Linked DNA regions of Homo sapiens: all the other regions are linked to region 1. The links are chromatin contacts, found by Hi-C in ENCODE. All regions are on one chromosome and are shown on one strand. The core of a region is the stretch at or near the end of the contact, and the rest is flanking DNA. Distances in the headings are between cores, read along the strand shown. Region 1 holds the start of C2CD5 (C2 calcium dependent domain containing 5). Region 2 holds the start of FGFR1OP2 (FGFR1 oncogene partner 2). Region 3 holds the start of MED21 (mediator complex subunit 21). Region 4 holds the start of STK38L (serine/threonine kinase 38 like).

Evidence for each region. A loop is a pair of places that touch in the nucleus more often than their neighbours do. Pooled maps may share reads with other maps.
Region 2: a map of B cell shows a loop between it and region 1 (10-fold over the local background). The contact joins the promoter of FGFR1OP2 here to the promoter of C2CD5 in region 1. A Hi-C loop is called at or near these places in 3 of 168 maps with a recorded cell type or tissue (B cell and naive thymus-derived CD4-positive, alpha-beta T cell) and 10 of 50 pooled maps.
Region 3: a loop to region 1 is called in a map of naive thymus-derived CD4-positive, alpha-beta T cell, with 12 times the contacts of the local background. The contact joins the promoter of MED21 here to the promoter of C2CD5 in region 1. A Hi-C loop is called at or near these places in 2 of 168 maps with a recorded cell type or tissue (CD4-positive, alpha-beta memory T cell and naive thymus-derived CD4-positive, alpha-beta T cell) and 8 of 50 pooled maps.
Region 4: a map of CD8-positive, alpha-beta T cell shows a loop between it and region 1 (19-fold over the local background). The contact joins the promoter of STK38L here to the promoter of C2CD5 in region 1. A Hi-C loop is called at or near these places in 3 of 168 maps with a recorded cell type or tissue (B cell, CD8-positive, alpha-beta T cell and naive thymus-derived CD4-positive, alpha-beta T cell) and 6 of 50 pooled maps.

Annotation. Positions count from the first base shown.
Region 1 is chr12:22,542,890-22,546,050 of GRCh38, forward strand. It overlaps C2CD5 (C2 calcium dependent domain containing 5), which reads right to left and starts at 1,653. Exons shown (of 27, transcript NM_001286176.2): 1 at 1,431-1,653; 2 at 1,172-1,290. The coding sequence starts at 1,261. RefSeq lists enhancers at 1-413, 1,554-1,783 and a silencer at 1,294-1,413.
Region 2 is chr12:26,936,490-26,939,748 of GRCh38, forward strand. FGFR1OP2 (FGFR1 oncogene partner 2) reads left to right here and starts at 1,981. Exons shown (of 7, transcript NM_015633.3): 1 at 1,981-2,221. It overlaps INTS13 (integrator complex subunit 13), which reads right to left and starts at 1,492. Exons shown (of 17, transcript NM_018164.3): 1 at 1,307-1,492; 2 at 90-325. The coding sequence starts at 314. RefSeq lists enhancers at 1,797-2,306, 2,035-2,084, 2,307-2,815 and a silencer at 2,345-2,414.
Region 3 is chr12:27,021,030-27,024,297 of GRCh38, forward strand. MED21 (mediator complex subunit 21) reads left to right here and starts at 1,529. Exons shown (of 4, transcript NM_004264.5): 1 at 1,529-1,592. The coding sequence starts at 1,551. RefSeq lists an enhancer at 1,561-1,850.
Region 4 is chr12:27,242,817-27,245,988 of GRCh38, forward strand. STK38L (serine/threonine kinase 38 like) reads left to right here and starts at 1,470. Exons shown (of 14, transcript NM_015000.4): 1 at 1,470-1,516. RefSeq lists enhancers at 181-240, 2,829-2,878 and a silencer at 1,299-1,538.

The DNA of each region.
Region 1 (3,161 bases), core at 403-2,902:
CAACACGTTACCTATTAGTTATTAAATAGGCTGTGTGGGTCAATGTCTGAACTACCGGAAAGCAAACACTATGTTTTAGTTATTTGTGGATTCCTATCACCTAACATCTGGCACAAGAGCACTCAAGAACTTTCTCAAATGAAGTGATTAAGAATCACCATGACAATGGGCAGGGGAGGCAGTGAACTGTAATTATTCGGTTAGAGAACATTTAGGAAACATCAGGAATATTGAGATGAAATCGAGCTATATATTATGATATATCTATCCATCAATTCTAAGCACTAATAGCCCAAATGATTGCTGCTCTAATGCTCTGGCTCATCACGCCAATTTTTATTACAATCTTTACTTGGCTTCTTTCAGACTCTGGGTTATTACCTTCCGGCCGTAGGCCTTTACTAATTTGCATGACTTTTAAACTAATCATTAGACTTAAAAAGCAATTTTGCAATTTAAGTCCATGGCAATTAAATGACTTCCTACCTCAAGGCGCTAAATTACCCTGAAACACCTCATCAGACCTACCAGCCTATACAAGAGCAGGAAGTGTTGCAGTTGTGTTTTAGAACGTGCATGGCAGATTCACAAAATGTTAGGCATGAGAGTGGATTTCCTCGCACTGTGGGACTCCAAGTGCCCATAAAGGGCTTCATGCACCTTCTTAAACATGATGTCCAGCACTCTGGCCACCCCTTCCAAGGGTGTGTGTGTGCCTGTGTGTGTGTGTGTTTCAGTGGCTGCGGGGCCACACCTTGGGATCTCCTGAGTGGCAGGTGGCCTGTTAATGAGTCCTGACATCAGAGTCATTCCGGCATTTGTGTGTGTGTGTGTGTATGTGTGTGAGTGTGTCGGTGGCTGCGCGGCCACGCCTTGGGATCTCCTGAGTGGCAGGTGGCCTGTTAATGAGTCCTGACATCAGGGTCACCCCCGCATGCACAACAGTACAAGCCTCCCCGCGCAGCGGACTGTGCCGCGGACGCCTGCAAGCCGTGCACCCATCGCACACACTGAGGTCTCGGCGGTCATCCCTCGTGGGAGAGCTGGACAACCACGGCCGAAGGGAGGGCAGTCGAGGGGGGAATAGGCTGAGGGGCTGGGGGCGAGGTGGGTAGATCCTTCACAGGGCTTGGCGCTCCCTGTGTTTTGAGGGGCAGGACCCTGCACCAACCTCCACGAAGGCATCAGTCAGGTCACTAGCACGGTCCATCACTGGCAAATGGCGCCCGGCCACGATTTTCACCTTCAGCTTCCCTGGCATGGTCTCGGTTTCGGCCTCTTCTTGGGCTCCTGCAGAAACAAACAAACGAGTCTGCGCCGAGCGCGGGGCCGGCGGGAGAGGGGCGGAGGCGCGCGGGGTAACTGACAGCGAAGGAGCGCGCGGGGGCGCGCGCGGGCGCCCGGCAGTCGCGCCACGGGTCGCCACTCACTGTCGCAGGAGGAAGGGTGCTGTCCCGCGCGGGTGCTGAGACCTCATTCCGGAGAGGCGGCGGGAGGAAGGGCTTTGATGGGTTCTTCCGTCCCGGCCCCACAAGGCTGGGACGAAAAGCAAAACCCAGTCAGCATCCCGTTGAGCCTCTGCCGCCCCTGCTTGTCTCTCCTCCCCCGCTCTCAAAAATGGCGGCTCTCGGGGCGCGGAAGAAAGCATCGATCGTTCGGCGCTCTGCCCACTTGGCGGGGCGAAACTAAACTCGCCGAGGAAAGATAAGGGGGCGGGGCTGACGTTGAGAAAGCTGGAGGGCAGGGAAATGGGCCGAGTCCTGCATCATCCACCGAGTGGGGGCTGTGGATAGGTGCGGCGCTGCTTCCCTGGAGGGAAACGCTCCATCTTGCGGGCCGAAGCGCGAGTGCTGCTCTGTGACAGCCTCCGGCCGCGGCCTTCCCAGCTGCTACCGCCGCTTTTCGGATGGGCTGTGATAGATGGAGTAGCAGCGAAGACTGCTAGAAGAGCGTTTTCAGTCGGCCTTTAGTGATTCGTAAAACCAAATTAGCTGGTTTCTACTTGGAAGGGGTACAGGTGCGTGTGGTGGTTCCAGTTTTCTGTGAAATAGAGTTAGATGGCCAGGCACAGTGGCTCACGTCTGTAATCCCAGCACTTTGGGTGGCCGAGGCGGGCGGATCACCTGAGGTCAGGAGTTCAAGACCAGCCTGGACAACATGGCGAAACCCCGTCTCTACTAAAAATACAAAAATTAGCTGGGCGTCGTGGCGAGCGCCTCTAATTCCAGCTACTCAGGAGGCTGAGGCAGGAAAATCGCTTGAACCTGCGAGGCGGAGGTTGCAGTGAGCCGAGATCACTCCTCTGTCTCCAAAAAAAGAAAAAAAAGAAAGAAAGAAATAGAGATACCAGGCACATCTCGAATAGTGAAATAAATATTTAGTGAAATATTTTATTCAGTCATAGGCACTTGTGTTGTGCACTGGGTCACAGATATTACTGTGGGCGGGGTGGGGGAGGTCACCTTGAAATCCAAAGTCTCCTCTTGAAAAAAAGTTTCTGCTGGTAGGTGTGGTGGCTCAGATTTGTAATCCCAGCACTGTGGGAGGCTGAGGTGGGAGGATCGATTGAGTCCAGGAGTTCGAGACCAGCCTCATGGAGACGAGGCAACACAGTAAGACCCCTTCTTTACAAGAAATGCAAAAATTAGCTGGGCCGGTGGCTCGTCTGTGGTCTCAGCTACCTAGGAAGCTGAGGTGGGAGAATCTGGGAGAATTGCTTGAGCCCAGGAGTTTGAGGCTGCAGTGAGCTGCCATCTCACCACTGCACCCCAACCTGGGCAACAGAGCAAAACTCTGTCTCTTAAAAAAAATTTTTTTTTAATTAAATGTCCTGCACTCTTAGATCATCTCAGTGTTCTTATTAAGCATCCACAAGCCTAAAGATAAGACCTACAGTAGTAGCAGAAGTTCAGGACTTCCTACCATGGAAAGTATAGTCAACCACAAGAAATAAACATGGAGAGCGTTAAACATCTTGAAGAATTGACCCAACTATAAATAAAGTAAGGTGTTATCTACAGGCTCAGACCATATTAGGGAAATTGAGGCACACACAAGATGTAAATAAATCAGTCCTTACCAAATATCAAAATCAGCATTGACAGTATACCCAGTATCAACAAAATCAGAGTTCATGCCGGCTCAAAGATTGTAACATTTCA
Region 2 (3,259 bases), core at 731-3,230, 4.4 Mb after region 1:
TCATTATCTATAGCAAATTCATATAAAAATTCATTTATGCAGTTAAGTACATCCCCAAAATCATGATTTTGTTTGTACTTCACACTCACCAGCTTTTTGAAAGGAAATATATCATACATTATTCTACAATATTCCATGGAAGATTCTACTGAGCAAGTCCACAATGATTTAGATATGGGGGCCAAAGGAATGATTCCTTGGGTTCTATTCTTCACCAGCATATCAAACTCGACATGCTGCCTGCAAGATTCTGCCATATAAGGGCAGTGATCCACAACAAACACTGTTTTATGAGATTCAGAAAAAATCTTCATTTTGTTTTAACCTGTAAGGGGAAAAACATATTAGCCAAATATTTGTACATAACATCTTACATTTTTTCTAATTTTCTCAAGAAGATTGTCTTTCCCTCAAGAAGACTTGGTAGGGAACATGAATAATATGTTCAAAGAAATCTGTCCGACAAAGGACAGTTTAATGAGGTCATGACCAGAAAGCAAGGGTATCAATACACCATATTAGGCTGTCACTCTACCAGGCCCAGACAAAAATACCAGTGCATGCATTTTTGGTTTTGCTTTTAAAATGAACTTAAAATTGTCAGAGGGAAACATTTTGACATTTAATTGTATTTGATTCCCTTACATATACGAAACATAAGTGACAAAGACTCTTGAAATACAACTTTATGATCCTTGCTAATTGACATTAGTCACATATAAACCCCAAGCCAGCATTTTTGCACTTCCCTCCAAGAAAAACGTTTGAAGGGGGACTGGCGGGTAGGGGTGCGGAATTAACAGGAAAGAGGAGTGACAGCAAAAGAAAAGGCCAAAACAAAGATAAACATCTCCTAAGATAACCGCACATCAGGTCTTCGCCTTAGGATAAGGACCCCAACTTCACACTCTCCCCTTAGCTTTTGAAACATCACAGTAATTTACCAGGTAGAGCAGAAAAACTTAGTTGTTACCATCACACTGGTGTGTAGAAGGAAATTTAAAACTTTTAAAACTTTTTCTTATTAAAACAGAGCATACGGTACTCCCCTGCTTCGCTAACAAAATCTTATACTGAATAGACAATCCACATTCGAAAAGCACATGGCAAGCAAAGCCAAAGTGTTAAATCAAAACGAACTGATTTCTTACGATCCAGCTATTTTCACCTCTTGCTTTCAAGACGCATCTCCCCTTCATGCAAAACTCTCTTTGAGAAACCTTCTAGACCCACTTTGCTGGAGGGTGGGGGGTGGAAAATACAAGGTGAGTGGATAGGGAAGACCTCAGGATCGAGGTTCGCTTACTTTCGTGCCTGGTCCTGCAGTGAAAACGAACAGAGGCTATGGACCACAGCCTCTCTGGAAAAGGCTGCTGGCTGGGCGGGGAGAGTCAGCGCACAGTCGGGAGTGTCTGGTGCCACAGACAGGGGACTATGCTTTCCCCGATCATCTCCTAGCACACCGGTCCTTCCCAGGCTTCCTAAGAGCAGGAGCGCGCGTGCGCGTGCACACACACACACGCACTCGGGCTCGCGCGTGCGCACAGCGCTCTCCGATAGCCCGGCCAAGCCTCCCTTCCCCCTCGTAGGGCCAGGCGTCCCAGTCGCCGAACAGGAAGAGGGCGGGGCCAAGGAGGAAAAAAAAAGCCTCCACCCCTCGAGATTTTCCACCCGCTAATTTTCCCAGTCACCCATTGGGAAGCAGGATCTGGGCGACCTGAAAGCCTCCCCAACAGCGAAGTACCAACCACGGCCCCCTAAGCGTACGACCCACCCACCCGGTCTCCCCTTCTCTGTCTCTCCACCCAGGCCGGTTTCCCCTGGAAAAACTCGCGAGACTTTGCGAGAGGCCGAGCGAAAGCCTGGGAAGGGAGGAATAGGGAGGGACATAGAAGGGCCCCGCCCTGCCTTCTGGGGCAAAGCGGAGAGTGGTCGGTTCTGCCCCACAGTAACGCGAGGAAAGAAATCTCGCGAGGCTGGAGTTCTCCGGGAGCGCCGGTCGGAGGCGGTCGGCGGAGGTGTCTACCCCGCCGGTGATGGCGTTGAACGCCACTGGCTTCCCGGCCTTCCGTCCGCTGCCTCCGTCCGATTCTGCGTCTGCTTGCTGAGGAGGCGGATTAGGGGGGCGCGGAGTCTCTTCCCTTGAGTGCATAGGTCCCGGTTGGTAGAGGGTTTGAGTCCGCATCGCCACAGCTGAAGGCTGCGAGGGACTAAGAGCAGAGTAAGTGGACTAAATCCAGGGACGGGAGCAGGGGTGGGCGAGTCGGAGGCGTCCTTTGCCGGGGCAGTCCTTCGCCGGGGCCGGTGCCTTGCGCCTCTTGAACCACCGGCGCCCGGCCCTGTCCGCTTCCCGCCGCGGGCTCCCTGCTCCTGGGAGCCGGACTTCCTCTCCGCGCCCCCCGACTCCGAGCTCCTCTTAATGGAGATGCGGTGCGGAAAGTTCAATGAAAAGCCTTGGCTCTAACCCTGTGGACACACCTTCCGTATCTGCTTTCATCCTGCCTTACCCACCTGCGAGTTCACCACCGGACGGGGGACCCTTTCAGTCACCTGTTTGCAGCGTTTAATGAAGATAACTTGTTTCTTGAAACTGCTCTCCAAGGGGTATTACTCTTTTCTGGTTCTCTTCCTGCCTTTCTTCTCTATCCCATCTCTGATAATGGTTCCAGTATCTGTCCTGCTATCCGAACTAGAAAACCAGGAATCATCATTGGTTCTTCATTTCCACTTAACACTGCACTGTATTATTTTTTTTTTCGCCAGAATTAGTGCGGTTGCCCCCTCTGCCCCCCGCCCTCCACTGGTTTCCCTACTATAATCCTTCCATAGAGTTATTCTGAAATACATATTTATCTCTGTCCTTTCCTTAAACTTTTTAGTAACCGTATTGCTGACAGCATCAAATCCTAATTGTTAAGCACATCATCATTCAGGATCTTTTACAGTCTGCCCCAATCCATTTTACCTTTTAGTCCTGCTTTAATATCCTACCATACAAGACTATACTGGCTATTTCCCCAAACATGCCATGCGCTTTGACAGCTCTGTACTTTTGTACGTGCGGATGTCTAGGATGTTTACTGTTCCTCTATTTTACCACCTGTCAAAACCCAATTCATAAATCATTGTCTTCTCAGACTCCCCCAGGTGACATTGATACCGCTGTGCTCCCAACGCATTTGAAACTTTTCTTCTGCAGTATTTATTAGGTTGTATTATTTGTTTCTGTCTCTCCTGCCAATTTGAACCTGGGTCTGTC
Region 3 (3,268 bases), core at 279-2,778, 4.5 Mb after region 1:
CTATTAGGAAGATAATGGCAGGACAAAAACTGTGTCACAATATGAATGTCTTGAAGTGGCTTCTCTACTTCAACTGCCCAAGTTCCCTTCAATCAGGCTGCAAAACTTAGTATTCTTATGGAGTGGACTAAACTATATCCAATCAGTCACCAATCCATATTAATTTTTTTTCTCAAAAATATATTTTAGTCTTTCTTTCCCCGCTTATCAGGGTCAACACCCTATTCTAGGCCCAGCTCATCTTAATCTTGGACAACTGCAAAACCTTCCTTAGTGAGTCCTTGGCTTATTCATCTTTGCAAATTGAGCACTGGATATACTTCCTGGCATGTGGCAGCCATTCCGTAAGGTACACTCTCAAGTGAGGGTGGGAGGAGAAGGTTGTAGAATCCCCCCAAGTTACAGTGAAAACAAATTACAGAGTGATTTCTCATTAGTCCCATTATGGGGAACATGCCTCATCCACGTTCTTAATGAGGCTCCAGTAAGTCTGTAGACTGTTTGGGGCTGAGGGTGGGGCATTGGTGTGAAGCAGAAGTGGTGCTTCACAGTAAGTGTTGGGATAAATCCAACAAGCTGAGTTCCCCAGGGACTGTGTCTTCCACCTTCCCCGCAGCCACAGGAAGGTAATCACGGATAATCAGCCTGAGAAAGAGGATATGAGAGTTTTTTGAAGTCTACAAACCTGTTATTTGCCGATTCCAAACTCATTTCTTACCAGACTATCCTCAGGCTAAATTTCCTTAAATACCAAGTTTCGATTATCACTTTTCACACTTAAACTCTCAATAAGTCCCAACTCTAAATCTAAATTGTGCAGCTAATTTTTCTTGGCCGAGCACGGTGGCTCACGCCTGTAATCCCAGCACTTTGAGAGGCCGAGGCGGGCGGAGCACGAGGTCGGGAGATCGAGACCATCCTGGCTAACATGGTGAAACCCCGTCTCTACTAAAAGTACAAAAAAAAAAAAAAAATGCCGGGCGTGGTGCGGACGCCTGTAGTCCCAGCTACTCCGGAGGCTGAGGCAGGAGAATGGCGTGAACCCGGGAGGCGGAGCTGGCAGTGAGCCGAGATCGCACCACTGCACTCCAGCCTGGGCGACAGAACGAGACTCCGTCTCAAATAAATAAATAAATAAATAAATAAATAAATAAAAATAAATATATTTACTCTTCAATTTGGTCAATAAATAAACACGAGAGGGTACGAGAAATTACTTAAAAAAAAAAAATCCCCGCAGAATCCAACAATCTCTGAAGCCTTTAACACCTAACAACCCCAAGGGGAGTATTTCGGCTCTTGGACTGTATTTCAAAGCGATTGGACCCCAGACCATTCCCCCAGTTACTCAAAAGATCCAGCCTCTCCTCAGGTGTAGCCCGCTCTAGAAAGGCCGCCTCGGGAGTACCACCCACTCCTGACGGGGCGGGGAGTTCTCTCCGACCCCACCCGTTCCAAGGACGCAGCCCTGTGATTGGCCATGACGCGTGCCAGAGCTGCCCAGTCGCGGAAGAGCAGCTGTTTTGGCGTCTGTTTGCTGCGGTAGGAACATGGCGGATCGGCTCACGCAGCTTCAGGACGCTGTGAATTCGGTGAGGAATTTCATTCGATTAGCCTCTGTCTTTCTCTTTCTTGAGGTAAAGCAAGGGAGGAAAGGGGCCCAAGAGGCAAAACTTGAAAGTGGGGAGCGGACTGAGAGACAGGGCTTCGGCATAAAGCGCTCTCTCGGGAGGCGCCACCGCGAACTCGGAGGTTTGAGGCCGGCTGCCGGGCGGTGCTTGAAGGTGCGGGAGGGAGCAGACTCTTTCGCTTGAGGAGACCGGGAAGATCGTTCTTGTCCGGGTGAGGCCGCCAGGACTTGTGGGCTGCGCGGTCCTGTCGTGTTCCCTGAGGACAGTTTTATTTTCTTGTCAGTGGTGCTTACGGGTTCTCTTTCTTTTGGGGGTTGGGAGGAGAAGCAGGAGCTTTTTTCTTTCCTCATCAATTTTAATCCACCAAGGGAGATCTCATGCTCTGGATGACTGGGTTTTTGTAATGAAATGTCAGCCGAGAGTATTCCTTCACCAGCGCTTTCAGGTTGGTGCGGGAGCGATGCTGAGGTGAGGTGAGAGATTTTCTTTCATCTTAGCTCGTTCCTTTGGGCCCAGAGTATCCTTCCATCTCTTGCCTCTTGGCCATCCCTCAGAATACATCAGTTTGGGGACATCTTTATGATAGGAAATCTTCTAATCCTCGTATGTCTTTCCGCTTATTTGAGTCTTTTTTCTTTTCTTTTTTTTTTTTTTTTTACTTTGGAGACAGTGCCTTTCGCCCAGGCTGGAGTGCAGTGGCGCGATCTCTGCTCACTGCATCCTCCGCCTCCCGGGTTCAAGCGATTCTCCTGTCTGAGCCAAAGTAGCTGGGATTACAGGCGCCCTCCACCACGCCCGGCTAATGTTTGTATTTTTAGTAGAGACGGGGTTTCACCATGTTGTCCAGGCTGGTCTCAAACTCCCGGCCTCAAGCGATCCTCCCGCCTCGGCCTCCCATAGTGCTGGGATTACAGGTGTGAGCCACCGTGCCCGGCCTACAAGTCCTTTTTAATGTCTCCCCCAAATTCTACTCTCTATTAAAGGCCAAGTCTAGTAAGTAGCTCCCCAGCTTTGTTCCTTCTGGTTATTTTTCCTCCACACTATGCCTGAGTGGAAAGTAGAAGCAAAGCCAGAGGATGCGCAGTCATGGGCCCCTAATGAAGGGGTCATGTTCTGAGAAATGCATGGTTTTGGCGATAACTTTTTTTTTTGTTTTAATAAGTAGAAGTACAATGTAAAATAACGATAAAACAGTAATACATAAACCAGTAACAAAGTCATTTAGTATCATTATCAAGTGTCATGGACTGCACATAATTGTATGTGCTATGCTTTCATACACTGGCAGTGTGGTAGGTTGATTTACAGCAGCATCACCACAAGCACTAAGGAACGCATTGCGCTACAGCGTTAGTACTGCTACGATGTCACTAGGCAATAAGAATTTTTCAGCTTTATTATAACCATAGGGGACTGACATAATATGTGCATCCCGTTGACCAAGACGTCAGTGGGTATTCCCATGCGGCAATGGGTGTACTTATTACCATTACGAGTTAGATTGTTTTCTGCTAAATAGTTTTCCATTGATAGTTATGTTTCTCATTGTCTGATTGTGATTTAATGTCCTAGATAAGGGGCTAGAGAGAAAACATGCTGATAGGAAAACCTAAGTACCTGGTTTCCTTGCCAGTTTT
Region 4 (3,172 bases), core at 220-2,719, 4.7 Mb after region 1:
TTTGTTTCAGTTGAGGTACTTTCAACAACTTCCCAGGGAAATTTGTTTACAATGGTCTCAATTTAGGAGAATTTAGGAACTAGAGGTCAAAGTCTTAGGCTATCCCATATTAACCTAGACTGCTACTCTATACTAGTTCATATTACTCTAGTATGGCACATTTGAAGACATAAATTTGCTGTGGAACAAACCATACACTGTTCTCAATCTTATCGTAGCATTTGAATGGTATGTGTATGCGTGCAGTACAGGGAGAAGGGTGTATAGGCCTGTCAAGCTTGTCTGATCACAATTAAACCTCCTATGCTTGTATATGACAACTGTCATTTGAGTTTCAAAATGACCATATAAGTGGAGCTGATCTCCCCAAAAATACACTAATTACCAAACTAGAGCTTTTCCCACTACTAAGCTATGTATGAAAAAGCACAGTGTAAGAAAGAGAAATGAGGTAATGCTTCTTTCCTAGGTGTTTTGCTCGTGTCACCTGCTCTTGGGAAACCTAAAGATGACAGGTGGCATTTCTAAGTGATAGTTTTTGCAAGCACAGTACCAGCTTCATACGTTGTCTCAGTAAGCTAAAAGCTAAGAATATTTTATAAGACCTCCAATACTCATATTGAGGATAAACTTGCCAACAATAATTGGGAGTCATTCTCTCATTTGGCTTTCCCAAAGGCCAGTTTTGTCCCCAGACGCAAATTGCATCAACCTTCCCAAAGTTGTCCCTTTTGGGTCATCCTATAGGGGAGTGCTCTTCTGCACAATTCTCAGATCCTACTGATAAAGCAGGCCAGTACTGTAGTTATTTTAGATTTTCCAAGAAAACTCAAACAGGTTTTTAATGTATTTTTTGTGGCATTTACAAATCCTGGTTCCTCTCCAGTCTCTGGAGTCCCCTCATGGTGAAATGGAAGCGTCAAGGAACCTGGGTGGCTTCGAGTCCCCACAGCTACCGACTGAGCAACTTAGCTGATCCATCTTTGTTGACAACTGTTTCCCAATCTGAAAAATGCGTGAATTCTCTCTTTCCATTTCTAACATTCTTTGCATTGCACTGTTTGAAAAATTCGGATGACATTTAGAATGTGACTAATGTCGCAACACATTAGGCCACTCTCAAGAGAGGCCTGAACAGGTTTGGCGTAAAAACGGCAGTGAGGTGAGGCTGGTGAGAGGGGAAGTGGCGACAGTTCAGTCAACTCCCTCAAAACCAGTCTGGCCTTCACCAGGCGGAGATGGGTGGGGCCGGGAAGACGGGCGTTGACGACAGAAGGCTACTTCCGGCTGTGGTGCGTATGACGTCAGGGCGAGTCGGACCGACCCAGCCACCGAGAAGCCGAGGAGGCAAGGCTCGCGAGAGTTCAGGGAGGCCGCCCTGAGATTCCGGCGAGGCCGCGGGTCCCACCTCCCGGGGGCGGGGCGAGGGCGGAGCGGGGAGAAGGGAGCTGACGGGCGCCCGGCCGGCTGCGGTCCGTGCGGAGGCTGAGCCGGCCGCGGGCGCGACCGGAGGCAGGTGAGTTCGCGGATGTAGCGCTCGGCTGAGGGCCCGAGCTCGCCGCGCCAGCCCCAACTCTGCGAGCAGGAGCAGGAGGAGATTTTAGGTGTCTTTGGGTGTCCAGGGAAAGCCGGGCTAATTCTGGGGCTGGAAATGTCTCCGGGGAACCTGCGGCGACGGCCTTGGCCCTCTTATTCCCCGGGGTGATACTGGCCCCATGTGTCCAGAGAGGGAGCCTCGCACCCGGGGAGGAATCTTTGTCCTCTGCTCCTTTCTCCTTCCACTCCCCGGCCCCCGAGCACTCCGCTCCGGGTCCCCGCCTGGGCTTCACAAACAATAACAAATGTCGCGGATCCTCTCCGGGTAGCCCCAGCGCTCCCGTCCCGTGCCCTCCAGCCGATGTCACCCAGAGCCAGGATCCGAAGCATGGCTCTTCAATTGTGGGGGCTGTTTGTGTACCGTTCCTAAAAACTGATGCGTCAGATTGCCAAACATTTCTCAAGACAGACTCAGGAAAGCCTCCCAGCTCCTAGAAGCCACGGAGTGCTCAAAACCAGTCTTAGAATCTGTCTTTACCATTGCACCCGTAGCCCCTTCCTTTCAAAATCATTTCTCCCACTCCTTTTTTCACCTTTAGTATCGAGGTCGAACGAGTGGTTATTTGGTGTGGGAGTAGAAAAGAGTATAACCGATTGAGTAGGGCACGTTTCACCTTTAAAAAGTTGCCAGGTTGACAGCAAAAGAACAAACTTTATTTTCAAAACCAGTGGCCTCCCCTTTTACTGGTGCTGCTTTTGTTTTGTGGAATAGCTTTTCGGGTTCTAAGTTTGGAGGAATGATATAAAAAGAAGTGGGAGGTGGGGGGAGGGCTAGTGGCTCTGGAAGTAGTGGCTTGTCCAAAAGTAGGATGCTATTGTTTCTCACTTGATAAAATGCAGAACCAACACTTTTACCCATTTCACATAACTTGTGATAAGTTTTGAGAGAAGCCACTTAATCGGAAATGGCCTATTAGCTTATTTTACTGCTCAAATCTGAAAAAACAGCTTTAAGTGATTTAAGTTCTGCCTCTTGATTGTAAGATGGGGATTGATGAGTGAGACCTTGTCTTTTTTGGCGCTGGGGCTTACGTTTGACCGGTCTCTCTACTTTAAGGCAGGGCCTATTGTACTTAAGCCCATTTTTGCTTCCTCAGTACAGATTCTTGAAAGTTCTTTGTCTCAATCATATATGTATATAAGGTACTGTAAACCTCTTTGAATTTGATTGGCCTTTCTCTCTGTGCCTCAGGATATGTAAAACAATTAAGTTTATTATACTCTCTCCCCAGTGGCTGAGAGGTATTGTATGTGAATTAGCCACCCTTGTGACTATTTGAGGAGAGAGAAGTTAGTCTAAAATATTATGTTAAATTATGATATTACATAATTTTATTGCATAAGTTCATCAAACTACTTCCATCTGAAAAATCCTGATCTCAAAATAGGTAGGTACAATGAATTAAAAAATGTTTTGGTTTGACCTCACTTAGCTTTGTTTTCTCCTTGTTAAGATGGCTGATAATGTTTCCCATTTGGTTGTGATGTGTTTAGAATGAGAAGCAAAGTTGGGTGTAGTTTTTGTACTCTTTTGAAAGGCCTTGCCACTAGGAATGAAAAAATTAGACTTAGAAAA